Regions from separate parts of the Homo sapiens genome. Here region 1 is linked to region 2. A link is an interaction called in ENCODE POLR2A ChIA-PET data of the cell type or tissue named here. Cell type or tissue: HepG2. All regions are shown on one strand. Links, peaks and the distances in the headings refer to the core of each region. The heading gives the core; the rest is flanking DNA. Region 1 holds the start of CHST3 (carbohydrate sulfotransferase 3). Region 2 holds the start of LOC124902448 (a long non-coding RNA gene).

Evidence for each region. ChIA-PET counts read pairs that join two places held together with the same protein. Peaks named below come from ENCODE experiments on the same cell type or tissue, not always from the same donor. Only the 100,000 strongest peaks of a DNase experiment are listed, where the experiment ranks them.
Region 1: POLR2A ChIA-PET joins it to region 2 with 30 read pairs; 10 of 35 experiments call an interaction of 5 or more read pairs at or near these places.

What each region holds. Positions count from the first base shown.
Region 1 is chr10:71,955,750-71,972,254 of GRCh38, forward strand. It overlaps CHST3 (carbohydrate sulfotransferase 3), which reads left to right and starts at 8,646. Exons shown (of 3, transcript NM_004273.5): 1 at 8,646-8,945. RefSeq lists silencers at 421-530, 978-1,197 and enhancers at 13,832-14,375, 14,376-14,919. In HepG2, for the core only: no CTCF peak of the experiment used is centred there; no DNase peak of the experiment used is centred there; H3K4me3 peaks cover 3,424 bases; H3K27me3 peaks cover 405 bases.
Region 2 is chr10:72,022,070-72,038,574 of GRCh38, forward strand. LOC124902448 (a long non-coding RNA gene) reads left to right here and starts at 5,242. Exons shown (of 2, transcript XR_007062187.1): 1 at 5,242-5,414; 2 at 6,391-6,850. In HepG2, for the core only: no CTCF peak of the experiment used is centred there; DNase peaks (open chromatin) are centred at 7,522, 8,912 and 12,172; H3K4me3 peaks cover 1,942 bases.

The sequences.
Region 1 (16,505 bases), core at 4,191-12,190, 67 kb before region 2:
CCCTAACATTTCTGGCGCCCAACATGGGGCTATGAAGACCCTGGTGAAGGAACACTAGAGCATGTGGAAGCAGAGGACACATTGTCAGAGGACACCCGAGGATGACTGAAAGAAGCTCGGCAGGTAAGCTGGGCACTCGTAAGAACCAGGGTAACAATGGGACAGAATGAAAGTAAACATTCTGCTTATTTACATTTCTTTTTTTTGTGTGTGGGTGGCAAGCCACCCAGGCGCCAAGGCAAGAGACTGAAGGCACAAGCTTGTTACAGTATAATAAAGAAAATACTTAAAATAAGAATAGTTATATTAGACGTAGAATATAGACACGATTATATATGAATATTATCAATCATTAGTTTGTAGCATTACTCTTTATTCCAATATTATAATAATCTCTGTTTTACAATTATAACCTAGGAAAAACCAGGCCATACAGAGATAGGAGCTGAAGGGACATGGTGAGAAGTGACCAGAAGACAAGAATGCGAGCCCTCTGTCACGCCCAGACAGGGCCACTAGAGGGCTCCTTGGTCTAGCGGTAGTACCAGTGCCTGGGAAGGCACCCGTTACTTAGCAGACGGGGAAAGGGAGTCTCCCCTTCCCTGGGGGAGTTAGAGAAGACTCTGCTCCACCACCTCTTGTGAAAGGCCTGACATCAGTTAAGCCCACCCACAGCCATCCAGAGGCCTAAACGTCTCCCTGTGATGCTGTGCTTCAGCGGTCACGCTCCTTGTCCACTTTCATGTTCAGCCCTGTACACCTGGCTCTGCCTTCTAGATAGCAGTAGCAGAATTAGTGAGAATATTAAAGTCTTTGATCTCTCCAAGAAATTCATAGAAGAAATAATGGCATAAGCTGTCCCCTCTCTCTCTCTCTGCCTCAGCTGCCAAACAGGGAAGGGCTCCCTGTCTGGTGGACATGTGACTCACATGACCTTACCTATCATTGGAAATGACTCACATTCCTTACCCTGCCCCCTTGCCTTGTATACAATAAATAACAGCACAGCCAGGCATTCGGGGCCACTACCGGTCTCCACATTTTGGTGGTAGTGGTCACCCGGGCCCAGCTGTCTTTTCTTCTATCTCTTTGTCTTGTGTCTTTATTTCTATGATCTCTCGTCTCCGCACACAAGGAGAAAAACCTACAGGCCCTGTAGGGCTGATCCCTACATTTTTTGAGACAGAGCCTTGCTCTGTCACCCAGGCTGCAGTACTGTGGCACGATCTCGGCTCAGTGCAATCTCTGCCTCCCGAGTTCACGCCATTCTCCCACCTCAGCCTCCCGAGTAGCTGGGACTACAGGCATGTGCCACCATGCCCAGCTAATTTTTTGTATTTTTAATAGAGACAGGGTTTCACCGTGTTAGCCAGGAATGTCTCGATCTCCTGACCTTGTGATATGCCTGCCTTGGCCTCCCAAAGTGCTGGGATTACAGGCGTGAGCCACCACTCCCGGCCTTAGTTATTTAAATTTCTTAAGGCATTTATTATGGAAAGGGGGAGTGAAAGTTAGTACTCAGAATTTATTAACACTCTTTAGTACAGTAGAGCAGTTTGCCCATGGTTCCCAGAACAAGGGACAATGGGGTTGGATGAATGGGAAAGAATTGGCAGAGATTTTAAAAAGGTGCATAAAGAAGGAGCCAAAATTCCAGTTTCTGTTTGGTCAGTGTGAGCATTGATAAAGGCAGCTCTTGAGCCATTTCAAACAATGACAAGACAGATTCAGATGAGGAAGAGGCAGACAAGTGTAAAAAATTAACTTCAGATTCTGAATGTGAGGAACAGGAACCAGAGGAAATTAAATAAAAGAGAGGGAAACTGAAAAAGGTACATTTCACTAGCCTGTCGGTTCCACCTGCTGAATTAAGTGAATGGCCACCTCCTCCCTCTCCCCTTAATGGACAAGAACATGAACTAGCTAAAAAACTAAAAAACTGCTCCTGTAGTTGCAACATTAAAACCTGGAGCTATTGGTGGCGCTATACAAAATTCTATTCAAAAGGCTAGAGCCGAGGGAGACCTTGAAGTATGGCAATTTCCAGTTACTATAACCCAGCAAGGAGGGCAGAATATAGCTAATTGGGCCACTTTTCCTTTTAAGTTGTTAAAGGAATTCAAGCGGAAGCCATTAGTCAATATGGGCCAAATTCTCCTTTTGTACAAACTTTACTAAAAAATGTGGCTCTTGATAATAGATTAATACCATATGACTGGGATACTTTAACAAAACCTGTTCTCACTCCGTCCCAGTACATGCAGTTTAAAACTTGGTGGGCCGATGAAGCTCAAACTCAAGCAAGAGAAAACACACAAGCACAGCCGCCTGTGCCTGTTTCCTTTGAACAGTTAATGGGGTTGGGCCCTAATTGGGGCCGACTAGACAATCAAGCAGTAATGAAAAACGTTGCCATTGTTCAGTTACACACTGTGTGTTTATGGGCATGGAAAAAAAATAAATGTTATGGGGAAAAAATATCCTTCTTTCAGTTCTGTCTGACAAGGACCTAAAGAATCATATACTGACTTTATTGCTCGGCTCCAAGAGGCTGTGCGTAAAGCCATAACTGATGAAATAGCTCAAGATGTGGTAATACAACTCCTTGCATATGATAATGCCAATACAGAGTGTCAAAATGCTATTAGACCTATGAGAGGGAAGGCTCATTTGGCTGAATATATTAAGGCTTCTGATGGCATTGGAGGTAACTTAAATAAGGCTACTCTTTTAGCCCAAGCTATGGCTGGACTAAAGGTGGGAAAAAATATGCCCCGTTTCTCAGGCTCTTGTTTTAATTGTGGGCAATTTGGACACACAAAAAAGGAATGTAGAAAAGAAAATCAAAAGGCAAAAACTATTACCATCAATCAACAGAAAAGTCCTGGCGTATGCCCCTGATGTAAGAAGGGCAATCACTGGGCAAATCGGTGTCATTCTAAATTTAGCAAAGATGGGCAACCTTTTTTTGGGAAACGGGAAGAGGGGCCCACCTCGGGCCCCTCAACAAACCAAGGTATATCTGGCACATTCAGTGCCCTTACAAATGTACAACAGTTGTCCCCTGCCACAGCAGGCAGTGTTGCTGTAGATCTTTGCAGCACAGTTCCCATTTCCCTACTTCCTGGGGAGCCACCAAAGAAGGTCCCCATGGGAGTCAGGGGCCCTTTACCCTCAGAACAGTTGGTCTATTGCTAGGAAGGTCTAGTTTAAATTTTAGAGGTGTCACTATGCATGTAGGAATAATTGATTCTGATTATACCAGAGAGATTCAATTAGTTGCTAGTTCCTCAATTCCATGGTCTGCTTCCTCAGGAGAAAGAATCGCTCAGTTGTTACTGTTACCTTATGCAAAACTGGGACGCAGCATAGTAAAAAGAATGGGAGGCTTTGGTAGTATGAATCCAGCAGGAAAAGCTGTATATTGGGTTAATCAAGTGTCTGATAAGAGACCTATTTGTACAGTAACCATTCAAGGAAAGAACTTTGAAGGGCTAGTAGATAACTGGAGCTGATGTTTCTATATTGGTTTGAATCAATGGCCCCAGCATTGGCCTAAGCAAAAGGCATCCATTGGTATTGTTGGAGTAGGGGCTGCCTCAGAAGTTTTTCAAAGTTCTTTAATTTTGCCATGCCAAGGGCCAGATGGCCAAGAAGGGACAATTCAACCTATTACACCTATTCCTGTCGATCTATGGGGTAGAGACTTATTACAACAATGGGGTGCTGAAATACCTATTCCTATTGATCAGTATAGTATTAACGGTAAACAAATGATGAGAAAAATGGGATATCTCCCAGGGAAGGGACTAGGAAAAAATGAAAATGGCCAACCAGAACATTTAGAACTAAAAGGACAAACAGATCAAACTGGATTAGGGTATCATTTTTAGGAACGGCCATTGCTGAGCCTCCGGCTCCCATTCCTCTTGTTTGGTTAACTGCTAAACCAGTTTGGGTGGAGCAATGGCCACTGAAACAGGAAAAACTGGAGGCTTTAAAATAATTGGTACAGAAACAATTACAAAAGGGACACACAGAGCCTACTCTCTCTCCTTGGAATTCTCCTGTGTTTGTTATTAAGAAAAAATCCCAGAAATGGAGAATGTTAACAGATTTGAGGGCCGTTAATGCTGTCATTCTACCCATGGGTGCACTGCAACCAGAGCTGCCCTCCCCAACTATGATTCCTAAATCCTGGCCTCTAATAGTGATAAATTTAAAAGATTGCTTCTTTACCATTCCTTTAGCTACCCAAGATTAGGAAAAATTTGCTTTTACTGTTCCCGCTATAAATAACAAAGAACCAGCAGACAAATACCATTGGAAAGTATTACTATTTGTCAAACTTATGTCAGAAAAGGTATTAAGCCAGCTAGAGAACAATTCAATAAATGTTATATTATCCATTACATGGATGATATTTTATGTGCAGCTGAAACTAGGGAGGAAAAGGCTGTAACAGCAGCAAGGTTAATCATAGCCCCTGATAAAATCCAAACTTCTACTCCCTTTCAGTATTTAGGAATGAAAGTAGAACAAAGTACTATTAAGCCTCAAAACATTCAAATTAGAAGAGATAATTTAAAACCTCTAATGATTTTCAAAAATTATTAGGAGACATTAATTGGATTCATCCCACTTTAGGCAGTCCTACTTATGTTATGTCTCACCTCTTTTCTACCTTACGAGGTGATTCTAACTTAAACAGTAAACACTCCCTGTCCAAGGAGGCATTAGAGAAACTTCAATTAATTGAAGAAAAATTTCCACAGGCACAAGTGACTCGAGTTGACCCATTGCAGTCATTACAGTTTTTAGTTTTTCCTACTAAACATTCACGTACAGGAATTATTGTTCAACAGAATGATCTGGTTGAGCGGCTTTTTGTACCTCACAATACAACCAAAACGCTTACTCTGTACTTAGATCAAGTTGCTGTATTAATGTAGTGTGCAAGGCTGTGCACAACAAAGTTAATGGGATATGATCCAAATCAAATTATACTTCCATTAAACAAACAACAAATTCAGCAAGCTTATATTAATTCCCAGGAATGGCAAATTAATTTGGCAGGTTTTATTGGCATTCTTGGTAATCATTATCCTAAATCCAAAATATTCCAATTTCTTAAATTAATATCATGGATATTGCCTTCCATTACTCAAAAAGCCCCTATTGAAGGGGCCATTACTGTTTTTACTGATGGATCTAGTAATGGAAAGGCCTCATTTGTGGGACCTCAACAACAAGTTTTTCAAACTGACTTTGCTTCTGCTCAAAATGCTGAACTTATGGCTGTGATAACAGTGTTAAAAACTTTTAAACAGCCAATAAACACTGTTTCTGATTCAGCCTATGTAGTGCAAGCCACACAAAATATTGAATGTGCCTTAATTCAAAATGTGACTAATGACCAACTTAATCTTTTATTTCATTCTTTACAGCAAGCAGTACAACAAAGGCATTCCCCTTTCTATGTCACTCATATGAGAGTGACATAGCCCTTTAAATTTAATCAAAGGGTGGATAATTATATGGGGAATAGGATTTGCTTGTGTCTCTCAGGTAACAATCAGGTGCCTGTATGAGTGCCCACCAAACATCTGAAAATCTATCATGAGCTACAGCAGGAAGAGAGGACTCTGGGAAGAGTCCTCTGAAGAGTCCAGAGACGTGGTTTCACGGTGTTAGCCAGGATGGTCTCGATTTCCTGACCTCGTGATCCGCCCACCTCGACCTCCCAAAGTTTTGGGATTACAGGTGTGAGCCATAGCGCCTGGCCATTACCCGGCAGCTTTGTTAAGGCCTGCAATGAGGCAAGTAATCATATAGTTACAGACGCCCAGCTGGGGTCTGTGGGTTGGTACTCCCAGGAAGGCTCTTCCTGGGGAACAGCAGTGGCTCCTATGGGCTTAGCAGGATCTTGCCCATGAAGATCGTCAGTGTGTGCCTGTGCTACAAGCCACACTCTTTCCTTCTCTTCTGGAAGGAGAGTATAGAAGAGAGGATAATGTAGAGATCATGCCAAGTGAGTTCATAAGATTGGGTAAGATATTTAAATTCTTTGATATAAGTATCAGGATCGGAGGAGAAGGACCTGAGACGTTTTTCAATCTGTGAGAGATTGGAGAGGGAGAAAGGGAAATGGACACGGATGATCCCCTTGCTCCTGCTACTTCCCAGAGAGGAAGCAAGGGAACTGGTTGCTGAGTATGTTGGGCCCAAGAGCGGGTGAGGGGTGGAGATGGAGAGGACTCAGAGTCAGAAGCGGGGTGGTTGGAGAGAGGGGGACAGATGGGTAGAGCCAGAGCAGGGACATACCGTGAAGAATCATGATGCTCTGGTGGAGGATCAAGATGCTGTCAGGGAGGGGCAAAATTGGCGGGGTCAAAGAAAGAGGAGTTGTCGGCTGGGGCTGTTGCGGGGGTGGTGGGAGACGGGGGTGGTGGGAGACAAGTCTGGTGAGTAGGATTTGGAAAGTGGAGCAGTACTGGCAGAGGGAAGGGCGGTTACGGAGAGTGAAGAAAGCCTGAACATAAGGAATCTCAGACCATTTCCCACTGCGATGGCAAAAGTCGTCTAAGTCTCTAAGTATATTGAAATCAAAAGTGCCATTTTCAGGCCATTGGGAGCCATTGTCCAATTGGTATTGAGGCCAAGTGGTATTGCAGTAAAAGATAAGTCTCTTAGAACGGACCTCTGAATGGAGGCTGAGAGCCTTGAGATTGCAGAGGAGACAGCCAAGGCGGGTGGTCTTGGGATGGGTAGACTGAGAGGCTCCCATAGTGAATGGAGGGTGGGGGGTAGAGGAAGAAGAGACTGCAGATGACAAGGATGGCGAGAGAGGGTGTCCCCTGTCCTGCAGGCCTTGTCTGGAATAGAGGCAGCCACCGAGTCAGGTGTCCTTCAGGTCTCCTCTATTCTGGACAAGGCCCTTGGGTGAGGGGTGATAGGAGAGAGAGAGGGGAGGGGGGAGAGGGAGAGAGAGAGAGACACCTCTAAGGACACGCAGCCAGAGCCTGTCCCCTTCCTGGGTTTCGGCACCAAAATGTAACGTTAGCTGAGAGAAAGGACAAGAGAGAGACCCAAAGTTAGGCGAGTAAGTTTATCCTGCCGGGCTGCTCCACCACAGTCAGAGGAGGCAGCCCTGGAGCTTATAAAATGAGGGGTTCATATGGGGGAGAGAGACCCTGGGGTTGTCGGTTAACTTTACCACATATCATCTCGTGACCGCTTACAATATAGGAATTTAGAAGAGGGTGTAACTTAAGTTTATCCACATTTCTCGTGACCTTCCCCATGCTGCCTGTTGGGCTGTAAGCAAGTCTGGTGACCTTGCTGTAGCACCTAGATAAGGGTCCAGGAATGCAGCTTCGGAGTATTCAGGGTAAGGGTCAGCTGCATTGTGTGTGGGGCGGGGGGTTCCTGGGGCAACTTGTCCCTAACAGGGTCAGGATTAGTTCTATCTGGTTCTCTATTTGCTGTCCATCTGTAAATGCTGAGAATGGCAGAGGGAGGCCAAGTGTAGATAATCAGGTTTTAGCTTTTTTGGATTTTCCTACTTCTCCTGTACAGGAAATAACTTATTGTCTAAACCCCATACTATCCCATTAAATGTCAGGAGTGCTGTCTTAGGCCTGAATTAGCTCATGACGTTACGTACTGGAAGTCCCAGGAGGAATGCCCAGCAAGTGGAATCCAAGACGTTCTCGCCTTCTCGGGGACAGGGCCATCACCAGGATTCGGAAAGGAACAGGGAGGTTCGGTTTGTGTTCCAGTTCTGAGCCCTTTACCTCATCCCTCGAGAAGCTGGCCTTTGCACCCCGCAGCCGGTGCTGCCCAGCCGACCACGCCATGCACGGGAGGCGACTGGGACCCCACTTGCCTGGCAGCCCGGCCGGAGACCCAGCTGCCTGGGAGGGTCCGAAGATAATGCCAGGCAGCCCTGGCGGGCCGGGAAGACCCTCTGTCCCTCCCGTTTCCCAGTTCTTGAATTAGGGGAGCCTTGGACTGGCTGGCGGCGCAGGAAAGTGCAGGAGGGCGGATGTGGGACCTGCTGCCGCCCAGGGAGACGGTGCTCTGTTCTTTGGAACCAGGGAAACCGTCCTCCAGCCCACTTGCCCCAGGGGGGAGCAGGAAGATCCTCTCCGGGCAGAGATGATGGGGAACCCGTGCAGCCAGAGGGTCTCCCTGGCAAAGGTCGGGGGAGGGGGCGGCCGTAACGGCCCCGGGCGCTCCGGCACGGAGAAGCCAAGGGGGTTCTCCAAGCAGCCTCCACCCACCAGCCTCGCCAGGAGAGCGTGGATACCCGAGCGGCCCCAAGCGAGTCCCCGGGGACTGGAGGGCCGAGGGGCAGCGCCCGGAACAAAGGCCCGCAGAGGGGTCCTGGAGACAGCGGCTCCCCGGGGGCGGCTCCCCTCTCTCCCCTCTCTCCCCTCCTCTCCTCTCCCGCCAGCTCCTCCTTCTCCTCCCCTTCCTCCCCCAGAGGCCCGGCCGGCTCGCGGCCCGAGCAGCGCCAACTTCGCCAACGGTTCCCAAGTTGCCGGGCGCGCAGGGGTGGGAGCTGGGTGGGGTGAGGAAGAGGAGGAGGAGGAGGAGAAGGGCTCCCGGACGCCTTGGACGCGGTTCAGGAATCCGCCGCCGCTAGCCGGCTCGGGCCTGAGCGGGGAGGGCGCCAGGCAGGACCTCTCGCAGGCTCGCTGCGCAGGACGGCGCCCGCCTGGCGCCGCTTCCCTTCCAGCGTGCCGACCGGCCCCGCAGCGCCTCCATCCCTCCGGCCCGCCCCGGAGAAGACGCACAGCTCGGGCCGCGCGGGCGCCGGGGCCGCGGAACCGCTTCTGCCGGGATCTTCCAGGAGGAAAGCGAAGTTGCGAGCGGATGCTGCCCGCGCCGGACCCCAGCCGCGGAGGGTCGGGGCCGCCGGTGGAGTCTCGGCGGCCGGGGTAAGTGGGGCGCCGGCGTCCTGGAACCGCCGCCCAGCCCGGGGGAGGCCGCCCAGCCGGGAGCCCCCGCCTTCCGCGTCCAGGCGCGCGCGCCAGACTTTGGAGGGAGAAGGGGGCGAAGCGGACGGTGGGAGGTGGAGTTCCCAGCTCGGGGAAAAGCCCAGGCAGGCACCCACAACCCGCTGCAACCGGATCACACCTGCCAGGTACACACAGCTCATCGCCACTCATACCCCGCACACGGCGCAGGCTGATCTGCGCACACCCACACCGGCCAGGCACATGCCACACACCGAAATGCACATTCCTGGGAGCGCGGGGGATTTGGCCTCTACAGCAGGCACGTCCTCACACCCCTCCGTCACATCCACGGCCTTTGTCTGCTGCCCCCGCAGCCCCCAAGGAGAGGGAGCCCCCAAAGCGCAGCGGGCAGGAGAGAGGCTGCCTGGGTTTTGAAAACTTGTGGCCAGAACCCCGAGACCAAGGGGAGCAGATGTTGCAGTCGGTTCTCGGAGTTCTGCAGGAGCGAATTTGGTGTGGAAACTCGGTGTCTGGGTGATGTGTGAGTGTGCGAAGCCCTTCCGGAGGCGAGGCCCGGAGAGAGGAGGGAGTGATTCATAAACTCAGAGCCGGCGTGCCAGGGTCTGTGAGCAGCGTGGAAGAGGCTGGCAGGCCGTTGCTGCGCTAGACAGAAGGGTAGTGGCCGTGACAGTCTTCCAGGGAAGCAGGGACCCTTCCCCCCAGCGGATGTGCTTCCTCCAGGGACTTCCAAGGGAACCGGGTGAGCAGATTCCAGTCCTGGGTGTGGACGGGGTAAGGGGAGGTGGGGGGATTTAAGCCTAAAAGGTTAGGGAGAAACCAAGGCAGGCCTGACGCCTTCATTATTTTCCTTGCACCTGAAGTTGTGTTTGGTTTCTGATGCGTGGTGTTGCTGGGCCCCAGGATGTACGGGGGATTGTCCTGGGCCTAGCATAGTGCCTGGCACAGTGGGCACTCAGTCAGTACTTGCTTGATGAATAATGACACCGGTAATTATCATTCATTATGGACTCACTGTGCGGCAAGGCCAGTGGGCCTCTGCTGGGTTGAAATTGATTTTCCAGCAGAGAAGGGGGCCTGAGTAGCTCCTAGGAGCCCTGCCTGATCTGCTTGGGCCAGTGGCCCAGGCACTGTGTGTTCCACTGTGTCCCGTGGGCTGGCCTTGGGAGACTGGAGCTCATCATTGGCCTCTGCCCCTCTAAGAGGGCAGCAGGAAAAGCTTCATTTCTGTATCTGGCTAAGATGGGGTTGATGTGGGTTTTGGTAGATGGCAGGCTGTTTGGCAGATTCTGTGGGGTCTCAATTGAAGAATAACTTTAGATCTGCAGCAGAGAGAGGGGTTGGTTCCATCAACCCTCCCATCTCCTGGCTGCTGGAGAAGAGGGGTGGGTAAGTGGAGAAAGAGATGGGCCGTGCTGCTGGGCATGTGCTGGGGGTAGGAGGAACATGGGAACATGTAGAATTTGGGGGCAGCCGTTTTTCTTCCTGGCTCCTGATGGCCTGGCTGGAGATGGGTCTCATGAAGGGTCTAGGAGCTGTGTTCTGCAGCAGTGGCTTGGCTCTGTGGTGGCAGCAGGTAGAGCAGTGGTCACAGTCCCTGTACTGAGTATTGCTGTGGGTTCTCCTGTGCCAGCTTGCATGAGTTTCCCAGAGGAGCAGAAACATTCGTGTTCCTGGAACTGGATTGCCAGTAGTCTTGGGATTGAGAGTGCACAAAGATGTGGGGGTGGCCTGGGCATGTCATCCAAAAGAAATGTGTCATTCCCCACCCCTGCCCCCTTGTGAAGAGCTCTGACTAGGTTCAGTGTGCATTTCAAACTTCTAAATGCTGAAATTAGCAAGGCATGTGGGCGGCACCAAGGACTGGCCTCAGATGAAAGAGGAGGTGATCTGGGCTTGGGCACCCCCAATTTCAGGTGGAACCCTGCAGCCAGTTCCTTCCCTATATCACCTTTCCACCTTCATTATGCCCTCTGTGAATCGAGAGTTCTGTATACATTTTCTAATTAAATCATTATATCCCTATGAGGTTAGCATTTCATCTCCATTTTGCAGATTAGGAAACTGAGGACCAGAAAAGTTAAGTAACTTTTTCAATGTCACACAGGTAGTGAGAGACAAAGCCAGTGTTTGTGTATTTGGTTTTTTTAAACTTTATGTTAGGTTCAGAGGTACGTATACAGGTTTGTTACATAGGTAAATTGTATGCCATGGGGGTTTGGTGTACAGATTATTTCATCATCCAGGTAGTAAGCATAGTACCCAATAGGTAGTTGTTGGGTTTGTTTGAGACAGGGTCTCTATTGCTCAGGCAGGAGTGCAGTGGCACGATCACTGCCACTCACCATAGCCTCGACCTCCTGGACTCAGGTGATCCTCCTGCCCCAGCCTCCCGAGTAGCTGGCACCACCATGCCTGACTAATTTTTTTGTATTTTTTGTAGAGACAGGGTTTTACCATGTTGCCCAGGCTGGTCTCAAACTCTGGAGCTCTAGCGATCTGCCTGCCTCCACCTCCCAAAGTGCTGGGATTACAGGTCTGACACACTGCACAGGCCCGAGATGGGTGGTTTTTGATCCTCACCCTCCCCACTGTCTCCACCCTCAAGTAGGTCCTGGTGTCTGTTGTTCCCTTCTTTGCGTTCAGATGTACCCAATGTTTAGCTCCCACTTCTAAGTGAGAGCATGGGGCACTTGATTTTCTGTTCCTGTGTTAGTTTGCTTAGGATAATAGCCGCTAACTCCATCCATGTTGCTGCAAAGGACATGATCTCATTCTCTTTTATGGCTACATAGTATTTCATGGTATATATGTACCACATTTCTTTATCTGGTCTACCGTTGATGGGCATTTAGGTTGATTTCATGTTTTTGCTATTGTGACTAGTGCTATGATAAACATACGTGTGCATGTATCTTTATGGTAGAACAATTTATATTATTTTGGGTATGTACCCAATAATGGGATTGCTTGGTAGAATGGTAATCCTACTTTGAGTTCTTTGAGAACTCTCCAAACTGCTTTCCACAATGGCTGAACTAATTTACATACCCATCAGCAGTGTATAAGCACTCTGTTTTTTGTTTTTTGTTTTTGGTGGGAGTGGTGGGATGGAGTCTTGCTCTGTCACCAGGCTGGAGTACAGTGGTGCGATCTTGGCTCACTGCAACTTCCACCTCCCAGGTTCAAGCAATTCCCCTGCCTCAGCCCCCTGATAGGCGTGCACCACCATGCGTGGCTAATTTTTTTTTTTTTTTGTATTTTAGTAGAGACGAGGTTTCACCATGTTGGCCAGAATGGTCTCGATCTCCTGACCTCGTGATCTGCTCACCTCAGCCCCGCAAAATGCTGGGATTACAGGCATGAGCCGCCTCGCTTGGCCAGCACTCCCTTTTCTCCACAACCTGGCCAGCATCTGTTAATGTTTGACTTTTTAATAATAGCTATTCTGACTGGTATGAGATGGTATCTCATTGTGGTTTTGATTTGCATTTTTCTAATGATTAGTGATGTTGACCGTTTTTTCATATGTTTGTTGGACACATGTATGTCTTCTTTTGAAAAGTATCTGTTTGTGTCCTTTGCCCACTTTTTAATGGGGTTGTTTTTTGCTTGTTAACTTGTTCAAGTTCCTTATAGATTCTGGATATTAGACTTTTGTCGGATGCATAGTTTGCAAATATTTTCTCCTGTTCTGTAGGTTGTCTGTTTACTCTGTTGATAGTTTCTTTTGCTGTGCAGAGGCTCTTTAGTTTAATTAGGTCCCATTTGTCAATTTTTGTTTTTGCTGCAATTGCAAAGCCAGTATTTGAACCCAGATTGTCTAACTCCAGAACCCACCCTGTCTCCACCATGCCAGGCTGTCTGCAAGGCCCTTATTGGTTCTCCATGGCAACAGGGAAACAGCCCTGATGCTTCTTACTAACGTGGTCCCAGGGCCTCTGCTTGCATTCTTCTTTTTCCATACACTCTGCCGAGCCTGGATATACCTTAGGCTGTGGGAATCAAAGGCTGGGTGGTACCAGGCTGCTGGAGCCTTCTGTGTGGCTCTGGAGTCAGAAAACTGTGGAGATTTTGGGGGGGCACACAGGGAGATGTTGCAGTAATTCCAGTGAGACATGACTCACTGCTTATCTGAGAAGTTGGGACAAAGCTGCCTCTTGTGACCATACCGTGAATAGGGAAGAAATTGCCAGGTAGACCAAACATCCTCAAATGGGTTACTGTATTTTTTTCCCCTTTTTGGTCCTCTCCAGGGTAATCTATTACCTGGGGAAATCAGCCTTCACCTGACACCTCCTATTGTCATTTACCTGGTGAACATAAGGGGCCATGTCACAGCTGTCCTTCCCACCCCTGCCACGTGTTCTGGAGAGCTGGACTCCTCAGCAGCACCTGGTCCACAGGAGAGAAGAATGGGGCAGAGCCGGAGCAGCCAGGGGAGGTGATAACCACACGCTCATCTGGTCCCCAGCTCTTGCTTTTACATCCACGCCCCACAGGGAGACAGCAATTATCTGTTGGCCCCACTTTACAGATGAGGACATGAGGCTCAGAGAGGTGCAGTGGATGCCCAAGGTCACGAAGCCAGGCATCTGCAAAGGCCTGGGACAGCCACGTTTTCAGTCGGGGTGGTATTTTCTATCCCCGGCCCCAAGGGCTGAGAGTGGTTATCCCTGCTGGGGCAGGGTCCTCACTGCTCCACCCACCCTCATCTCTGCCCTGAGAGCCCCCAGTACAGATGTCCATAGAACGGGAAAGGCTGGCGCCCTTCAAAGGACGCAAAGAGCATTGGATGAGCACTGCCCAGCTGATCCCTGCCCACCTTCCACAGGAAGCCCACCTGGGTGAGTTCTTAGAGCCTTCCTAGTGCTGAGCTGCAAAGAAACTGGAGCCCTCTCCCCCTCCACTGCAGAGGGGACACAGTGACCAGGACGGAAGTTGGGGGACTGGGTGTGGGGAGAAGCCACCCCACTGCAGGGGCCGGGGCTGTCCATCTTTGTACCCCTGGTTCCATCCCAGTGCCTGAGGCATGGGAAGTTCTTGGAAATGTAGTCAGATGCTGGGTGAAGCCCCAGGAGGGGCCGTGAATGCTTCTGCTGGGAACTCCTAGAGTGGCGGCACAGAGAGGGTCTTTGCTGCGAAGGAACACTCAGAGAGTCTCTGGCTTTCGTGAGGTTATGCCTCAGGAGAGGAGACACTTCTCCTTTTCATTCGTTAAACAGAAATGATATTTGCCACCTTTTCTTCTCTAAGGCCTAAAGAGATGACAGAATGCTGCTGGTCCTACCCTGAGCGCGTGGACTCCACAGCGGGGTGTGGGGTGGCCCCTGGCAGGCCTGGACGGTTTGTTCTGTGCTTGCCGGTGGACACGCTTCAGCCCTCTGTCTCTATTGCCCCAAATCTGGCCTGTGGCTGCTGGGCCGCCACCAGCTTGGAGGGCAGGGTGGGCCCCGGGAGCCCCTGACCACCAGTGACTTCTTGTCTCCAGCTGCCCTCCGTCCTCTTGATCCCCCTCACCCCCCACCACCTCCTCACAAAGATGGCTGTGTGCTGAGGGACTGTGGCTTCCCTGGGCCCTAGGAAATTTATCACTGAGGTTTCAGAGGACTCTATGAAAAGGATTTGGAGAAAAAGTGTGGAAAATAAACAAGCCAGTTCCCAGTTCAGCCTCTCCTGAATGCCGCAAGTAAACAACCACCTCGGAGGCCAGCCCGGGATGTTCTTATTTGGCCTCTGTGGTTACACCTGCCCCCTCCCCGCCCAGTCCCTCCTCCTTAACTTTAAGAGCCTCAAAAGTCAGGGAACACACCCTCCGCTGGCCAGTCCTTGTGCTGCAGGGACGCTGGTGGCTGGGCACAGGAGGAACATGTATATGGGAGAGAAGACGGCCGGGGGTCCCAGCTCAGCCCTGCTCCCTCTGAGTCAGTCCCAAGCCTGGACCCTCCCCAGCAGGCAGACGGTGACGTCTTGGTTGGTTGGTGAGTTTAACTTTGATGGTGCAGAATGATGAGACTTTTCTCCATTTTGTGGCATCTGAGAAGCTTTGCTTCTTAAACATTGCTTTAGGGTGGATAGACCAAAGCTAATTTTCCCGTTATGTCTCTCCAAGACGGGGCCTACCTGTGAGCAAACCCTCATAGATTCATTTACTTTGTAGGCTACCTGGACAAAAATGTCAGGTTTCTTTGCTTTGGGCTGGAGTCCTATCAGCTCAGGGGTGGTGGTGTAAGGTCACACCAATGATTTCCAGAAACTCAAGCACTATTCTGAGTGACTAAGTCTGTGGGATAGGAAGCACATTTTCCATCTCTTAATAACTTCAATTTACTTAGTGACCAACTTTAAAACCAGGCACCCGGTTAGAAGGGGGAGAGCCAGGGCTTGGCAGCGGAGGGTCCTCACCTTGCATCCAGGGAGTGGCTGAGGGCCCTTCTCGTTCTCTGTGGCTGTGCTGAGCTGAGTCAGCGAGCCCTGAAGCCTCTGGGATTTGGGGAGTGGGGCACTGCTGGAAGGTTCTGGTTCCTGCTTTGTTCTGCTGCTGCCAGGCTTCTGGAGAGGGTGGTTGTGGGGTGAGTCCTGCGCTCCGCACGTCCACATGTTCGTATTCTACATATTGGGCTTCTGAAAAAAGTTCTGGTTCATAAGACGGCTTCACAGCTTAGCCGTCTGCAGACCAGTCTGCAGGTTGATCAGCTTTCTGTCATGTGTGTGCTGTTCCTGTTCACACATGCTGCGCCGATGCCCGCCTGTGCCTGTGCCAGCCCCAGCCCACACAGCTACCTGAGATTTAGCCCTGGGCATCTCCCCTACCCTTTCCCGCTTCCCCCTCCTCTCCTCCCTTCCTCTCCAGCTGCCTCGCCATCTGCAAGATTCTGGAAAGTGCTAATGTGTCTGAGCCAAACAGTGCTATCTGAGGAAATATTTTGAAAACACACTGGGCCACCCCCGTCCCCGCACTGTGACTACACTGATTTTCAGCAAGGAATTTCACTCCAGCCACAGGGCAGGGCCGCAGGTGCCTGGCTTTCCTCTGGAGACTTCCAGGGGCTTGTTAGAGACACGGAGAGAAGCTGAGGGCCTGTCCTGCAGGTTTGATGTGTCTGAAGAGGCCCCGAGAATAGAAATCTAGAACCTGCCAGTCACGAAGCAGTGTCACCCACCAGAGGATGAAGAACTGACTGTGACCTCGCAGGTCACCCACTTGCTTTCTTTTTACCGAGACATGCTATTTCTCTTTCACTTTTCTTCCTTCTCTTGCATCTGGTGTAGGTGCCTGGGGGTAGCGTGCCCAGGAAACAATAATAGTAAGAGCAGCTGGTGTGCCTAATACTGCCCTGAGCACCTACAAGGCGTCCTCACCGAGTTCTCACCAGAAGCTCTAGAGGTGGCTCCGGTTATTCCCACCATTTTACAGATGGGAAGACAGAGGCAGACAGCTGGATAAGTTGCTGACATGCCACAGCCGGTGAGGGGCAAAGCCGGGCCTGAGCCCCACAGCTGACTCCAGAGTCTGTGCTC
Region 2 (16,505 bases), core at 4,996-12,995:
ACTTGGCTTTTGATGCCAGTGATGCTGTGCAAAGGCAGGGAAACACCACATGAAGAGCTCCTAGACAAAGTCTCCTGTTCCATTCTAGATGCAAGCCCAAAATAAACACAGGAATAAAGCTCAGACCCAGTGGAGATCAAAGAAAGGCAAACCCAAATAACAGTGACCTCTTACACTGGCAATATTTTTTTTTTAAAAAATAGCAAAACCTGGCTGGGCGAAGTGGCTCACGTCTGTAATCCCAGCACTTTGGGAGCCAAGATCATGCCACTGCACTCCAGCCTGAGCAACAGAGTGAGACTCCGTCTCAAAAACAAACAAAAAAAAAGCAAAACCCAGTGCTGGTGAAGGTGTGGGGAAACATTCATTCTTTTGATGGGAGACTTCTGAAGGGCAGTTTGGTGACGTGTATCAAACATCTTAACATGTTTCCTACCCTTTCATCCAGCAAATCCAGTTACAGGAATTTATTTTATTTTATTTTTGAGACAGGGTCTCGCTGTGTCACCCAGGCTGGAGTCCAGTGGGGCGATCTCAGCTCACTGCACCCTCTGCTTCCTGGGTTCAAGCTATTCTCCTGCCTCAGCCTCCCGAATAGGTGGGACTACAGGCACATGCCACCACGCCCTGCTAATTTTTGTATTTTGTTTGTTTGTTTGTTTGTTTGTTTGTTTTGGTAGAGACAGAGTTTTACTGTGTTGGCCAGGCTGGTCTCTAACTCCTGGCCTCAAGTGATCCACCCACCTCGGCCTCCCAAAGTGCTGGGATTACAGGCGTGAGCCACCGCACCTGGCCCAGTTACAGGAACTTATCCTAAGGAATTAACTGTGGCTGAATGCTAATATTTAATGTTATTAAACATTAAATGTTGTTTATAATAGTAAAAAACTGGAAAACCACTCAATTGCTGAATGACAGGGGGCTGGTTACATCAGTATGGTTACACATATGATGGATTCTCTGCAGCCATTAAAATGATCATGCAGGTTTTTTCATGACAAAAATGTTTAGGATACATTAGATGACAAAAGTGGGCTGTAAAACAACAAGCGCCATATGACCTCATTTTTGTGAAATGAAGTATTATCTCTAATATGAATATATCTGCACAGATAAATGATTGGAAAGATAGAAACCAAAGTGTTGACGGCCGGGCGCAGTGGCTCACGCCTGTAATCCCAGCACTTTGGGAGGCCGAGGCGGTCGGATCACGAGGTCAGGAGATCGAGACCATCCCGGCTAACACTGTGAAACCCCGTCTCTACTAAAAATAAAAATAAATAAAAATAAATAAAAATTTGCCAGGCATGGTGGCGGGCACCTGTAGTCCCAGCTACTCGGGAGACTGAGGCAGGAGAATGGGGTGAACCTGGGAGGCTGAGCTTGCAGTGAGCCAAGATGGCGCCACTGCACTCCAGCCTGGGGGACAGAGCGAGACTCCGTCTCAAAAAAAAAAAAAATGTAGATTAAACACAACTAAAAAGAAAACAATAAATCTAAAAGAGAGAGCTGAATAAATTATCATGGCATAAACTACCCAGAATGCAGCAGAGAGAGATAAAAACATGAAATGCTAGTTAAAACACAAAGACAAGGCCGGGCGCGGTGGCTCACGCCTGTAATCCCAGCACTTTGGGAGGCCGAGGCAGGCAGATCACGAGGTCAGGAGATCGAGACCATCCTGGCTAACACGGTGAAACTCCGTCTCTACTAAAAATACAAAAAAAAAAAAAAATAGCCAGGCGTGGTGGTGGGTGCCTGTAGTCCCAGCTACTCAGGAGGCTGAGGCAGGAGAATGGCGTGAACCTGGGAGGCGGAGCTTGCAGTGAGCCGAGATGGCGCCACTGCACTCCAGCCTGGGTGACAGAGCGAGGTTCTGTCTCAAAAAAAAAAAAAAAAGAAAGAAACCAAAGTGTTGACAGTAGATGGTGAGTATTTTATGGTTTTCCCTCTCTTTATCTGAATTGTTAACAATTTCTTTAACAAACACGTATTCCTTGTGTCATCACATAGCAGTTAAGAGCTTGGGCTTCAGAGTTAGGCTGCCTGAGTTCAAATCCCAATTCCATCATGGGTTAGCTGAGACCTCTCTGAGCCGCAGTCTTCAGGTACAAGATGGAGAGAATAATAATAAAGCCAAGACGCTGGCTGGGTGGGTGTTGGAAGGCTCTAAGTGAGATGATACAACCCGTGTGCTCCCCCTGGCACAGTACCCCACAGTTATCCATTACTGTTACTGTTATCACCATGACTAATTACTGTTATAATTATTAATATAACCTTTGCAATTAGGAAGGTGAGAAGCCTTGGCCTCTGCCCATATCCTCTGGCCACCCAGAGTCCCCGAGAGCTGTCCCCACCAGCTCTTCCCTGCCAGGTTGGCGCTCGCTCTCAGACTTACTGTGAGGCCTTCAGCCCACACTTGCCAGAACTCCCGTGTTTTCTCCTCCGTGCCCTTTTCTGCAGAGAAGGCTTGGAAGAAACAGCCCAGCAAACACCAGTCTCCTGGCCCCAGAGCGAGACGTGGAAGTTTGCAGAAATGCATCACCAAATGTTTGATTTGGGAGGAGAGGAAGAGCAGAGCTCATACCGAGAGCAAAATAGGACAGAAAGGAGATTTTTCAGTAAGGGCTGAGGAGAGACCATCGTTCATCACTGGGGCCTCCTTGTTTCCTCACTTAGTTTCTTGACTTCAGTCCTGACCACCTCATTTGCTGTGGAACATCTGGCCCCAATATGGGGCTGATTTAATAAATCCAAGACATCTTCCTTTGCCCAGCAGACTTAGAAGAAGCCAAGGAGAAACCCTGTGGGGTTGCCAGCAAGGACCCATAGAGGCAAAGAGACAGACAGGAAAGAGGAGGATGGTGAATAACCAAGTGGGAACCGGGGCGCATCTGGCAGGTGAGCTGAGACCCATGTGTTCAGAAATCAAGATTATGGGCCAGACAGAGGCATGCCCATTGAAGCCAGCAGCAGCCTCCAGAAGCGACCACCTGCCCTTGGTTTCTATCCTTTCCTGTTGTTCCTCACTAGGCAGGAACTGGCTTTATGTAGGTCACAGATTTTCCAGATATGGGAGAACAGGATTTGGGACACCTTGTAGTTGTTACACACACACGCGCACGCGCGCACACATACACACGCCCCCTCCTCCCAGACTGGAGGGCAGAAGGGTCATGGAGCTTCAGCTAGAGTCCCTCCTCCTGTTGGTCTGGCCTGTAGGGATACTGTAGCCCCTCTGCCTGCGGATGTCTCATGACCCCAGACAAAGCAGAGTGACTGTGGCTGACGAGCATGTCGGAAGGGCTGACGGGAGCATCAGGTTGAAAATGAGAGAAAGAAGTGCATGAAAGAAGTTGTGATTCCTAGAAGTTCCCACTCCACCCACTTCCCACAACAACTCCACTACTCCAAATGAGAAATTAATTCCTTCAGGATCAGGGTTGCGAAGGAGGTGCCAAAACCTAAGAAAAAGGCTTTGTGTTTGCAGGGTGTGAACTTGGTTTAAGAGAAGCTAGCCATGACGCAGCTATGGGACGGGGTCCTGGACGTCTCAGCATTTCAGGAGAGTTAGCAAGGCTGCCCTGCGCGGGGGTGGGGTGGATCTCTTCTGTTACTGGTGTTGGAGATAGAACAGTGGTCAGGGACATTAATTGTGGCGATCGATTTTCCTTATTCTCACTTATGTATGTAGAAGAGATTCAATGAATGGTAAAGTCATTATACCCATTCCCCTACAGGGAGTAGAGAGAGACCAGCTTTCCTCATTCTGAACTCTGGCCCTCTACAGGGAAGAAAGAGTCCCCAAACTCAATACTAAACAAACCCAGTGGTTTTCAGCACCGGACACAAGTTAAAATCTCCCACTAGTTCTCACACTTTCCTGGGTATGCGACGCCCTGCTCCTGAAGGCCTTGTTAAAACACAGATCTCTGGACCCCACCCTAACAGCTTTGGATTCTGTTGTCAGGGTGGGGCCTGAGAGTTTGCACTTTAACAGGTGCCCTGGTGATGCTGATGCTGCTGGTCCCCGGGTCCAACTTTGAGAACCACCACCCCACCCCCGGTCCTCAGAGACTGATTTGGTTGGTTTGGAGTGGGGTTTCTTTGGCAGCTGTTGTTTAAAAGCACCCAGGGTATCCCAGAAGAGCCATGGTTCACACCATCAAGGCCAGTTATGGAGAATCTTCTACGAGAGCACATTATAAAAATAAGCACTTTCAGCAGGACGTGGACTCTAAAAAAAATAAATAACATAAAAGTAGAAATAAGCAGAAACATCCAGCTCTCAGTTAAGTACTTGCTAAGCTCCAGCTGCTTCAACCTCATCTAATTCCTGTTCCCTTTCCACATCCTGGTCTTAGCCCCTCTGCAGCTTTGCAGGAGCCGTCTCCACGTGGCCTGGCCTGGCTGAGCTCTGGGGCAGGAGCGCTTGGTGGCATCTCTTGGCTCTGAGTCTACAGTTTCCTTGACATCTTATTGCTCTGATTTTCTCTCAAGTGCCTCCCCTTCTTTCCTTTGTTCTGGGAGAAACATTCCCTCATCTTGTCTATGTGCAGAGATCCCCAATGACTTGCCTTCCTTACGACTGAGCAGATAGAAAGCGACTTGCCTTGGTCTGTGGAATAGCCGATATCCTATGACCCTTATCCCTCCGCCTGGCGAGACCCACATGGACATAAATCACAAGGATGCCAAGGCAAGACTGTGGACCCTGCCTCCAGCCGAGGCCTGGCAGAGGGGAGCTGTGGGCTTCCAGCCCCCTGTGGGAAGATTTACCAAACAAAGAGCAGATGCTTCAAACAATGACTTCATTGCAGACTGGGTCCCAGTACATTCAGGAAGGGAGTGGCCCATGGATGCTGGCCAATCCTACTCAGAGGAGCCTCAAAGAGAAACCAAGCAGGCAAGCCAGTGACCAAGCAGCCACGGTGAGGACTGGGGAGGAAGACATGCACATCTCACCTCTCCTGGGCCAGGCAATTATAGGCAATATCCTAATTAATCCTTATGACGGCCAGGCGCAGTGGCTCACGCCTGTAATCCCAGCACTTTGGGAGTCCAAGATGGGCAGATCAGGAGGTCAGGAGTTCGAGACCAGTCTGGTCAACATGGTGAAACCCCGTCTCTACTAAAAATATAAAACTTAGCCAGGCATGGTGGCAAGTGCCTGTAAGGAGAATTGCTTGAACCTGGGAGGCAGAGGTTGCAGTGAGCTGAGATCGTGCCACTGCACTCCAGCCTGGGCAACAGAGCAAGATCCCATCGCAAAAAAAAAAAATTAAAATTAAAAAAAATTAATCCTTATGATGCCACAGTAGACCTTGATCTGGAAGATGTGACTGCTGACCTATCCTGCCTCCTTGGGTCTGATACAAACAAGCCGAGTGGGAACTGGCAAAAGGGCACGGGTAAGCACTCATGTATGTGCATACAGGTGTGTGTGTGCCTGTGTGCATGTGTGTGTTGATTCCTACCCCTCAGTCTTCCCAGCCCCAGCGCACACAGATTCCATCTTCATTTTCTTAAATCTTCGTCTTTGCCCATAACCTCCCCCATGGAGCCTCCCAGCCTAATTGAAAAAAACAAAAAAAGAGAGAGAGAGAGAGAAATGTTGAACTGTTATATGATTCCCCTTATCTCAAATGGGAGGAAAATCGCTGGAAAGTTTTAAAGTCTAGGTGTCAATAGTCCTGTGAGTCATTTTACGACTGGGTTCGGGCAGCCCCGCAGCCAAGCCCTCTTGCCTCTCTGAATCTGTTTTACCATCTATAAAATGCAGTCAAGGGAGGTGGGGAGGGCTTCCAGTCAGGTTAGTTTCACATCCATGCTTTGAGGCCCTGTGGTCCCAGAAACAGCAATAAACGGGCAAAACATTAAAAGGGAAAATTTATTTTTTTAATTTTTTTAACGTATGTTTTTTGAGACAGAGTCTGACTCTGTGGCCCAGGCTGGAGTGCAGCGGTGTGATCTCGGCTCACTGCAACCTCTGCCTCTAAAAGGGAAAATTTAAAAGCACCCCGTCTATCAGAAAATAAAAGACACAGTCACACTCAAAATCATTTTAGACCTATTTGTGGTACAAAAATGGACCGAAACCCCAATGCTGTAAGGTGCCAGAGACCTGACCTCTTGGGGCTCTGGGTCAGCGTCAGCTGTCTAGGTTGGGTGCGGTGGCTCATGCCTGTAATCCCAGCACTTTGGGAGGCTAAGGTGGCAGGATCACTTGAGCCCAGGAGGTGGAGGCTGCAGTGAGTCATGATTGTATCATCTCACTCCAGCCTGGACGACAAAGCGAGAACCTGTCTCAAAAAAAAAAAAAAAAAGAAGAAGAAAAAGAAAGGTGTTTCTTTATTGTCTTATCGTCTTTCCTGGCATCTCTTACAGCTAGGTGTACCTATGTGACTAATGTCCAACCAATGGAAAGTAAGTGGAAGCGTTAGGTGCGATTTCATAAAGGGAGAGTGGTACTCTTTTTTGCTTCTTCCACCTCATGACAGCTCAAATGCAGACATAATGGCAAGACTCAAGCCGCCATATTGGAGTGTGGGGTAAAAGCCACTCACTGAGGACAGCAGAACTGGATAGACGTCTCCTGAGTCCTTGATAATTATGGAGGCACCACGCTAGCCTTGGACAGCCTATCTCTGGAATGTGTGTGAAGTTTGTGTTTCATAATGTTGCTGTAATTTTGGGTGCTCTATTACTCAAGAGTGAATCTAATCCTCGCTAAATCAGAGGTGTCACACGTCGTGCCACTACTCATTAATTTGGGGCATTAGATTTACTTTCAAATTGTTGTTATTCTAAATAGCATAACATGAACCTCTTTATGTAAAAAACTCAATCTGCATCTCTGGGGTTTTTTTTTCTCGTACTCTATTATCTTCCTAGGATACATTTCTGTTAACAGAATTTTAGCATCAAAGAATATCTAGGCTGGGTGTGGTGGCTCACGCCTGTGATCCCAGCACTTTGGGAGGCCAAGGCGGGTGGATCACCTGAAGTCAGGAGTTCGAGACCAGCATGGCCAACATGGTGAAACCCCGTCTCTACTAATAATACAAAAATTAGCCCGGTGTGATGGTAAATGCCTGTAATCCCAGCTACTTGGGAAGCTGAGACATGAGAATCACTTAAACCCAGGAGGCAGAGGCTGCAATGAGCCGAGATCGCGCCACTGCACTCCACCCTGGGCGACACAGTGAGACTCTGTCTCAAAACAACAACAACAAAAATCTACATTTTAGTATCTCTCAATTCATGCTGCCAACTAATGTTCTTTTTGTTGTTGTTTTTGTTTTTAAAAAATAATAGACATGGGGTCTCCCTATGTTGCCCAGGCTGGTCTCTAACTCCTGGGCTCAAGCAGTCCTCCCACCTGAACCTCCCAAAGTACTGAGATTACAGGCCTGAGCCACTATCCCAGCCTACCAACCAATGTTCTGAAATGGTTGTACAAATGACATTCCTGCCAGTTGCATATTTGAATGCCTATTTCACAGTTCCTGCACTAGTACAGGAGGCAAGGGAGTATACGCTTTCTGTCCCCCAGCCATGCCCTTTGAACCACTCTGGACTTGAGCTGCAGCTGGGCAGTCTCTCCTGTCCCCACTCACAGCTTCCCCCTCTCAGGTGCCAGTAACATCTCCCAATTTCCTGACCCCAGACTTTCTCCAAAGCTCCAGAAGCTTACTCAGCTCTCATGCAGGTGAAGTGTGGCAAGGAGTTAGTGCCCCAAGGAGACGAGAGATGCTGAAACACACCTGGGTGTTTTTTATTTGTTTGTATTGGTTTTTTTCCCTTTTATTTTCAATTGACATATAATAATTGTATATATTTATGGGATACAGAGTGGTGTTTTGATAAGTGTTGGTTTTGGTAGTGATTTATAAAAGAGGAATAACTGAGTCAACTGGAGCTATTTTTGAGGATAGAGGTGAGGACCAGATAATAACAAAATAACAATAGCAATTATTTGTTTAACACCTACTCTGTACCAGATACTGTTTCGCTGTTGACGTAAAACAATCTTGGCCAGGCGTGGTGGCTCACGTCTGTAATCCCAGCACTTTGGGAGGCTGAGGTGGGCGGATCACCTAAGGTCAGGAGTTCAGCCTGGCCAACATGGTGAAACCCCGTCTCTACTAAAATACAAAAATTAGCCCAACCTGGTGGTGCTCACCTGTAATCCCAGCTACTCGGGAGGCTGAGGCAGGAGAATCACTTGAACCCGGGAGGCAGAGGTTGCAGTGAGCCGAGATTGCGTCATTGTATTCCAGCCTGTGCAACAGAGCGGGACTCCTTCTCAAAAAAAGCAAAACAAAACAGAAACTAAACAAAAATAAAACAATCTCTCAGCAACTCTGCAAACTAGATTATTTTATTATTCCCACTTTGCAGATGAGGAAACCAGGGCTTGGAGGTGTAAAGTAACTTGCTCAAGGTCTTGAAGTTATGAGGCTGAAGCAATACGGCTTGAACAAAGACTGAGCCCCACCTCGTCTGAGGTGGCGGAATATGAGGAACATGGTCTTAGGAGGGAGGAAAGAGTGGATGATCCGAAATGAATCCCAGTTTCCCCTACAAAATATGAGGGTCATGTGCAGGGAACCCTGACCAGTCCTCCTGTGAGTGTGTGTGTGTGTGTGTGTGTGTGTGTGTGTGTGTATTAGGATGGATGGGACAAAGTGATACATTACAAAAAGCCGGGAGAAGGAGCTTGGTCCAATGCTAACCGGCGCCATGGGAGTGAGGCTCCTATCTTCCTACAGAGAGTGGGAGCAGGGGCCCTATCTTCGGGGCTTGGCTGGAACAAACAGTTCTGGCGGCAGCCTTGTGTTTGTTCTCTCGGGCAGGCAGCTTAAGGGGAGGCAGGGTCATCCTGGACTGCGGCCTTGAGCTGTTGCAAACACTGCCTCACCTCCCGCCTCACCCCACGCAGTGCTGGAACTCTGGGCAGGGGGACAATGGTGGGTCTGTGAGGGTGTCAGGTTGTCAGGAACAAGGCTGGTGGCTTTGAGCAAGTTGTGCAACCCCTTCCAGCCCCAGGTACTCATCCTTCCAGTGGAGGATGTCACGGCTGCCTTCACAGGAGATGGAAAGATCAGCCCCTCTCCCAGCTTCTTGTGGTTCATTTGCCTGACTCTCCTGAGCCTCCGCTCAACTCCTCCCCATTTCCTTCTTCTCCCAGTTTTTTTGTTTTTGTTTTTTTTGTTTTGGGGGTTTTTTGTGATGGAGTCTCACTCTGTCGCCCAGGCTGAAGTGTAGTGGCGCAATCTCGGCTCATTGCAGCCTCCGCCTCCCGAGTTCAAGCAATTCTCGGGCGTCAGCCTCCCAAGCAGCTGGAAATAGAGGTGCCCACCACCACACCTGGCTAACTTTTTTTTTAATCTGAAAAGCCAGTAAAAATGCTGAGAGGTCCCTCTGCTACCAAGGTATGTGGGCACGTGGAAGGGGTCAGCTGCCTTGTCCAGATGCTGAGGGGCTGGTAGAGAGAAACATCAGCAGATGGGAGGGCTGCTACTGTCCCACAGAGAAGGGCCAGCTTGAAGCCATGGGCTTAGGGACCCAATGTTTGGGCTGACTGTTGTTAAGAACACAGTTTTGACGTTCCCCTGAGCTGAGTTCCCGTCCCGGCTCACAGTGCTTCCCTGGCTGGGCAACCTGGGGCTTGTGATTGTCCCTTTCACAGCCTCAGTTTTCTCAGCCCTGAACGTTGTGAATGTTGTGAGATTTGAATGAGATAATGCAGACAGAGCTTAAAAAGAGGCCGGATGCAGCAGCTCGCACCTGTAATCCCAGCACTTTGGGAGGCCGAGGCAGGAGGATCATTTGAGGACAGGAGCTGGAGACTAACCTGGGCAACCTAGCGAGATCCCATTTCTATGGAAAATTTAAAAATTAGCCCGGCGTGGTGGCATATGCCTGTAGTCCCAGCTACTTAGGAGGCTGAATCGGGAGGATCACTTGAGCCCAGAACATCGAGGCTGCAGTGAGCTGAGATGTAGCCACTGCACTCCAGCCTGGGCAACAGAGTGGTACCTTGACTCCAAAAAAAGGCGGACAGGAGGGCTTAGAAAAGAGCTTGGCATGTAGAAAGCCCTCCAAATGTTAATTTATAATTATGGCAGGGATGAATTTCAAAATCATAAAGTGCTCACAGACAACAAGCTGCCTTGTCCACAGAGATGGCTGCAATTCCTCTGGAATACTGGGGGAGGGTGAACAGTGATGACTAAATCCCCCTCCTCTCAGGCCCCAGGACTCCAGGGCAGCACTCTTCTTAGCCCTGGGTGTGTGGGGGGGTAAAGCATGGGACCCTCCTTCCAGTCCCCACTGCCAGCCTCCCTGGCCCCCCAACACCCTGTCCTGCTCTGTGCCAGGAGGCTGCTCACAACCCCCGGAGCACCTTATTCCTGTGACTGGGCCGAAAGACGAGGCTGGGCGCAAGCCCGGAGCCCAGTGATGTGTCACACGTGAATCTGTCACATGTGAAGACACAGAAACAGCCCCTTGGCTGTTACTAAAGGGAAAAGAGGCCAGCAAGGTGACTCACACCTGTAATTCCAGTGTCAGAGGCATGTGAACCAGAGCAGCTCCATCTTGAATAGAAGCTGGGTAAAATGAGGCTGAAACCCACTGGGCTGCATTTCCGGATAGTTAAGACATTCTAAGTCACAGGATGAGACAGGAGGTCAGCACAAAATGCTGGTCATAAAGACCTAGCTGATGAAACAGCTTGCAGTAAAGAAGCCACTAAATCCTACCAAAACCAAGATGGTGACGAGAGTGACCTCTGGTCATCCTCACTGCTACACTCCCACCAGCGCCATGACAGTTTACAGATGCCATGGCAACATCAGGAAGTTACCCTATATGGTCTAAAAAGGGGAGGCATGAATAATCCACCCCTTTTTTTTTTAGCATATCATCAATAAATAACCATAAAAATGGGCAAACAGCAGTTCTCAGGGCTGCTCTGTCTATGGAGTAGCCATTCTTTTATTCCTTTACTTTCTTAATAAACCTGCTTTCACTGCACCGCAGACTTGCCCTGAATTCTTTCTTGCACGAGATCCAAGAACCCTCTCTTGGGACATGGGGTGGGGACCCCTTTCCTGTAACATTGGCACTTTGGGAGGTCAAAGTAGAAGGATAGTTGGAGCCCAGGAGTTTGAGACCAGCCCTAGCAACATAGCAAGACCCCATTTCTACAAAGAAATTAAAAAATGTATTAGCTGGGAGTGGTGGCATGAACCTGTAGTCCCAGGTACCCAGGAGGCTGAGGCAGGAGGATCGCTTGAGCCCAGAAGGGCGAGGATGCAGTGATCTGTGATCGTGCCACTGCACTCCAGCCTGGATGACAGACCTGTCTCAAAAAAATAATAATAAAAAGAAAAAGGAAAGAAAAGAAATGCTCCTTTTCCAAACCTTTCCCCTGAAGAGAGCCTAGCCTTAGACTCTGGCCCGTTCCCTCCCAGGCACTCCAGACTCTTGTGTCATGGGATGACCCCCCCCCCCACACACACACACACCAGCCCTGTGTCTCTCCCTGGGTGCTTTTCATCCCCGTATTAATTCTCCAACCTTTGTTGGTGAATCCTCCCCACTCCCCGCATATGATCTCTCACATGGGGCTTTAACTGATTTTAAAAAATAACATGAACAAACAGTGAAACTAAAAGCACAGCTATGTTGAAGCCTGGTCCTCTAACCTAGTTTCAAATAATAATAATGATAATGATAAATACAGCTATTATTTATTGTGCTTTGTTGGAAGGACATTAGACAATAATTCAACATTCACAAAAATCCTGGGGTAGGTATCATGATCACCTGCATTTTACAGATAGGAAACTGAGTCATGGAGACATTAAGCCACTTGCCCAAGATCACACAGATCAAGGGAAGATTGTATAAAGCCCCTTCCCACACCAGCTGCCGCTTCCCGACTGCAGAGGCTCAGGGTGCTCTCTCTGTCCTCAGAGGCTTGTGTAACCATCTCTGTGCCCCGTTGCCCGGCCTGGACATTCTTGCTTTCAGGCGTGGGCACAGGGATCCCTCCAGTTGGCCACAGGCAGGAGCATTCTGAGTGAAATGCCAAGCCTGACTTAGAAAACTCTGCCCCAGACAGCAGCCCGATCATCCGCCACTGGTCGCCTTCCTGTGTTTATTCTGAGGCCACCATGCCTGACAAAGGCCCCTTGTCCTGTCCAAGAAGGGGACAGATTTTTAAGGACATGGATTGAGGATATGGGCTATTTATTACCAGGACTGGTTCCCTCTCCCGGAGGCGTAGGAGTTGCTGTCACGGTCTGTGTGGAAGTCGATGCTGGCCTTGCCGCCCCCTCCCCTGCTTGCTGGCCCAGCTCCCTGCCCACACTCAGATCCACCTGACAGTTTCCTCCACACACACATGCACGTGTGCACAGCTTGCCAGGGTGCAGGGCAAAGCGAAAGGGTATCTCCTGAGTCTATAATGGCCTATAGGATTCCTGCACACCTAAAGTCATTTGCAAAGTGGTGGTGCATGTGGACATGTGTGTGTCAGTGTCGCATATGCAGGACAGACTACAGAAGTTGCAGGGCCCGGGGCAAAATGAAAATGTGGCACCCCTTGTACAAAAGCATTAAGCATTTCATGATGGCAACAGCAGAGCATTAAACCAAAAATGGGGCTTTTGTGAATTTGGGGTCCTGTGCAACTGCCCAGGCCATATGCCCAGGAAGCAGGCCCTGCACACACATGTTGTGTTTACACCAAGGCACTTTTCTGGTTAAAGGGCTCCAGGCTTCCATTAGAATCTCAAAGGGTGGCAGCACAGTGGCTAACACCCATAATCTCAGCCCTCTGGGAGGCTGAGGTGGGCGGATCACTTGAGGTCAGGAGTTTGAGACCAGCCTGGCCAACATGACAAGACCCCATCTCTTCTAAAAATACAAAAATTAGCCCTGTGTGGTGGCACATGCCTGTAAACCCAGCTACTCCAGAGCTGTACTCTTGTGCCTCAGAATCACTTGAGCCGGGGAGGCAGAGGTTGCAGTGAGCTGTGATCGCACCACTGCACTCCGCCTGGGTAACATAGTGAGACTCTGTCTCAAAAAAAAAAAAAAATCTCATAGAGGTCCAGGATACTCCAAAGGTTATAAACCATTTAGTAGCAGAAGGTCAGTGTCAGACAGGCCTGGGTTTGAGTCCCAGGCACGTTACTTATCCCCTGCAGGACTGGACTAAGTTCTGTGCCCTTCCGAGCCTGTTTCCTGGTCTGTAGAAGGGGGATTGTCATAACACTGACCTCCCAGTGCAGGAGAGATGGGAGCCAGCTCGATACAGTATGTGGCATGTTTCAAGCTCCCAGTCAGTGGTTGGTTAGTTAACCTTTAGTTAGGTCTGTTCTGCTTGTTATTGTGTGATGTCACCTAGAAGTTTCTAAATCCTCCTGCCAGTTTAACCTCAGCTAGCTGTGCCTTCCGTGGATGTCCCCAGCAGGCCCAGCACAAAGCATGGCAGGAGCTCTCGGGGACCCGAGTTGGCGTTTCTGTCACCTGGTCTGCTGTGAAAAGGGGTGGGCTGCACAGGCTCAGCTGGCCTCTTCCTCCGGCCCTGAGCGTTCGTTGGCTGACCTGACGGATCTGCTGTGCAGTATCTGTACTGTAAGAACATGTGACGGGGCAGCAGCCTGAGAGGACCTAGGGCTGGCGGATGCAGGGTTCTAGGCTGAGCTCAAAGGGTCTGGGCCCCTACCTGATAGCTTCTGAGTCAGTGTCACTCTGGACAGAGCCTTTTTCCAAAGCAGGACACCCAGGAGAGGGTTCTCAGGAGACCTGGGGCCCAGTGGCCCTTGGTGGCTGTATTTCCCCTCCAGTGTGGTAGCTCCTCAGGGGTCTCTGTGCTGCCTCCCCAGTTGTCCCCACTGGGTCTGCTAGCATCACAGGGAGAAGCCCCCTGTTACCTAGTCACCCCTTCCCTCCTTTCCCCAGCCTGATCTCCTAGTCCCTCCCCTCCTCTTTCAGGGCAGAGACTCCCAGTGGAGAGGAAGGAGGGGGACACCAGGCTCTAGGGCCTGAAAGGAGGGGCTGAGACGCCTGGTGTGACCTCACCTTGGGACATTACAGCCCCTCGGGCCTCCATTTCCAAGGCTGTAGCGTGCAAGTGAAGTCTTCGCTTCTGCCCCGGGGAAGCCCTGCCCTGTGCATCCAGGGAGGCTTTTCCAACACACACAATGTGCATTTCTTTTCTTTCTTTTTTTTTTTTTTTTTTTTTGAGACAGAATCTTGCTCTGTGGCCCAGGCTGGGGTGCAGTGGTGCAATCTTGGCTGACTGCAACCTCTGCCTCCCAGGTTCAAGCGATTCTCATGCCTCAACCTCCCAAGTAGCTGGGATTACAGGCGCAAGCCACCACGCCTGGCTAATTTTTGTTTTTTCAGTAGGGATGGGGTTTCACCATGTTGTCCAGGCTGGTCTTGAACTCCTAATTTCAGGTGATCCACCCGCCTCGGCCTCCCAAAGCGCTGGGATGACAGGCGTGAGCCACCGTGCCTGGCCACGCAATGCGCATTTTTGAACTGATGAGAAATGGAAAGAACCAAAGGTCCACCACGAGGGGAGGGGCAGACACATGGCTGGAGAGTCCTATTATGAAAGGTATGCAGCAGTCAGAAGCTAGGTGGGCTGACAGAGAAAGGTGTCCAGGAATTTTTTGTTTTGTTTTGTTTTTTTGTTTTTGAGGCAGAGTCTCACTCTGTGGCTCAGGCTGGAGTGCAGTGGCACGATCTCGGCTCACTGCAAGCTCCACCTCCCGGGTTCATGCCATTCTCCTGCCTCAGCCTCCCAAGTAGCTGGGACTACAGGTGCCCACCACCATACCTGGCTAATTTTTTTGTGTTTTTAGTAGAGACGGGGTTTCACCATGTTAGCCAGGATGGTCTCGATCTCCTGACCTCGTGATCCGCCCGCCTCAGCCTCCCAAAGTGCTGGGATTACAAGCGTGAGCCACTGCGCCCGGCTGAAATATTTTTAAGTGAAAAATGAAAATTGCAAAACAACACATACAGTATAAATAATTTATATGAAAACAAACTGCTATACATTCTCTAAACATACTGATGTGCAGGGAAAGGTCTAGAAAGATATATTTTACATGGGTTATAGCGGTTACCCGAAGGGGCTGAAGGGGTGACCAAGGAGGATTTTCACCCTCCGGAGCCCTTCCCCCAGGCGCAGCGAGCCTATCCAGGCGCCCAGACCCCACAAAAGGAATGGAATTTCTAATCCCAGGGCTAGGGCCAGGTTGTACCACTGGCACTCAGAGTGGGAATCCTGTGTGGCTTGTAAATAACTAACTTCCTGGCCACTGATAGTAAAACTGCCACAGTCACCTTTTATTAACCACCCACCAAGGGCAAGGCACGGCCCGGCATCTCCCTCACAGCAACAAGGTGAGTATTATAAGCATGGAATTGACCGTCAAGAACTGCAGGGTCTGAGTTTCACCCTGCTTTTAGGCTAGCAAGGTAGCCTGCCATGGTTTCATGGATGCTGGCAGAAGACGCAAGACTCCTGGGACCCAGACAAAGGGCTTTATTGCTCAAACACAACAGGCAACAGGAGTTCATGTTCGCCTTGGTTCCCCTTGTCTCGTGGGGCAGATTTGGAGGTGGGCCCATGTTCAGTGGGTTTAGCTGAAGAACCCCAAACCTGGAAAACTCCCAGTCTTAGGAGGGGGCTTCCAGCAAACTTGCCCAATCTTTGCCCTGATGGGAAGCATTGTTTTTATTCCCCTGGAAAGCAAACAAATAAATCTTCCCTCTTCCCTGGAGGGAGACGCCAAAATCGCTAAGCCAAAGGGAAGAATCAAGCTGGGAACTAAGTCAAGCAGGTCCTTAACCTGGGAACTGAGTAGTGCAAACCTGCCTCCCAAGACAAAGCTACATACCTCCCTCACAATTTGCCTACAAGGAAATTCCTTGTCCTCCCTCACAATTTGCCTACAAGGAAATTCCTTGTGGACAAAGGACAGACAGAGTTCAGAGTCATCCCTCTGCTCACAGGAGACAAATGCAGGTCTGATTATTTCCTCTGCCCTATTGTTTCACTAAGCCAGACTACGGCACAAGTAGCTATTCCTGTAAATTGGGTATTCAGTGAAAAGCTAATCAGAAACTCAAAAGAATGCAACCTTTTGTCTCTTATCCACCCTATGACCTGGAAGCCCCCTCCTTGCTTTGAGTTGTCCCACCTTTCCAGACTCAGCCAATATACATCTTACATACATTGACTGATGTCTCATGTTTTCCTAAAATGTATAAAACCAAGCTGTGCCCCGACTACCTTGGGCATGTGTCCTCAGGACCTCCTGAGGACGCATCCTTAACCGTGGCAAAATAAATTTTCTAAATTGATTGGGACTTGTCTCAGCTACTCTGTGTACACTTCCTAGGCTGTTGACTACACAAACGTCCTTGAAAAGATAATCCAGAACAAAAGCTGTCACAAGACA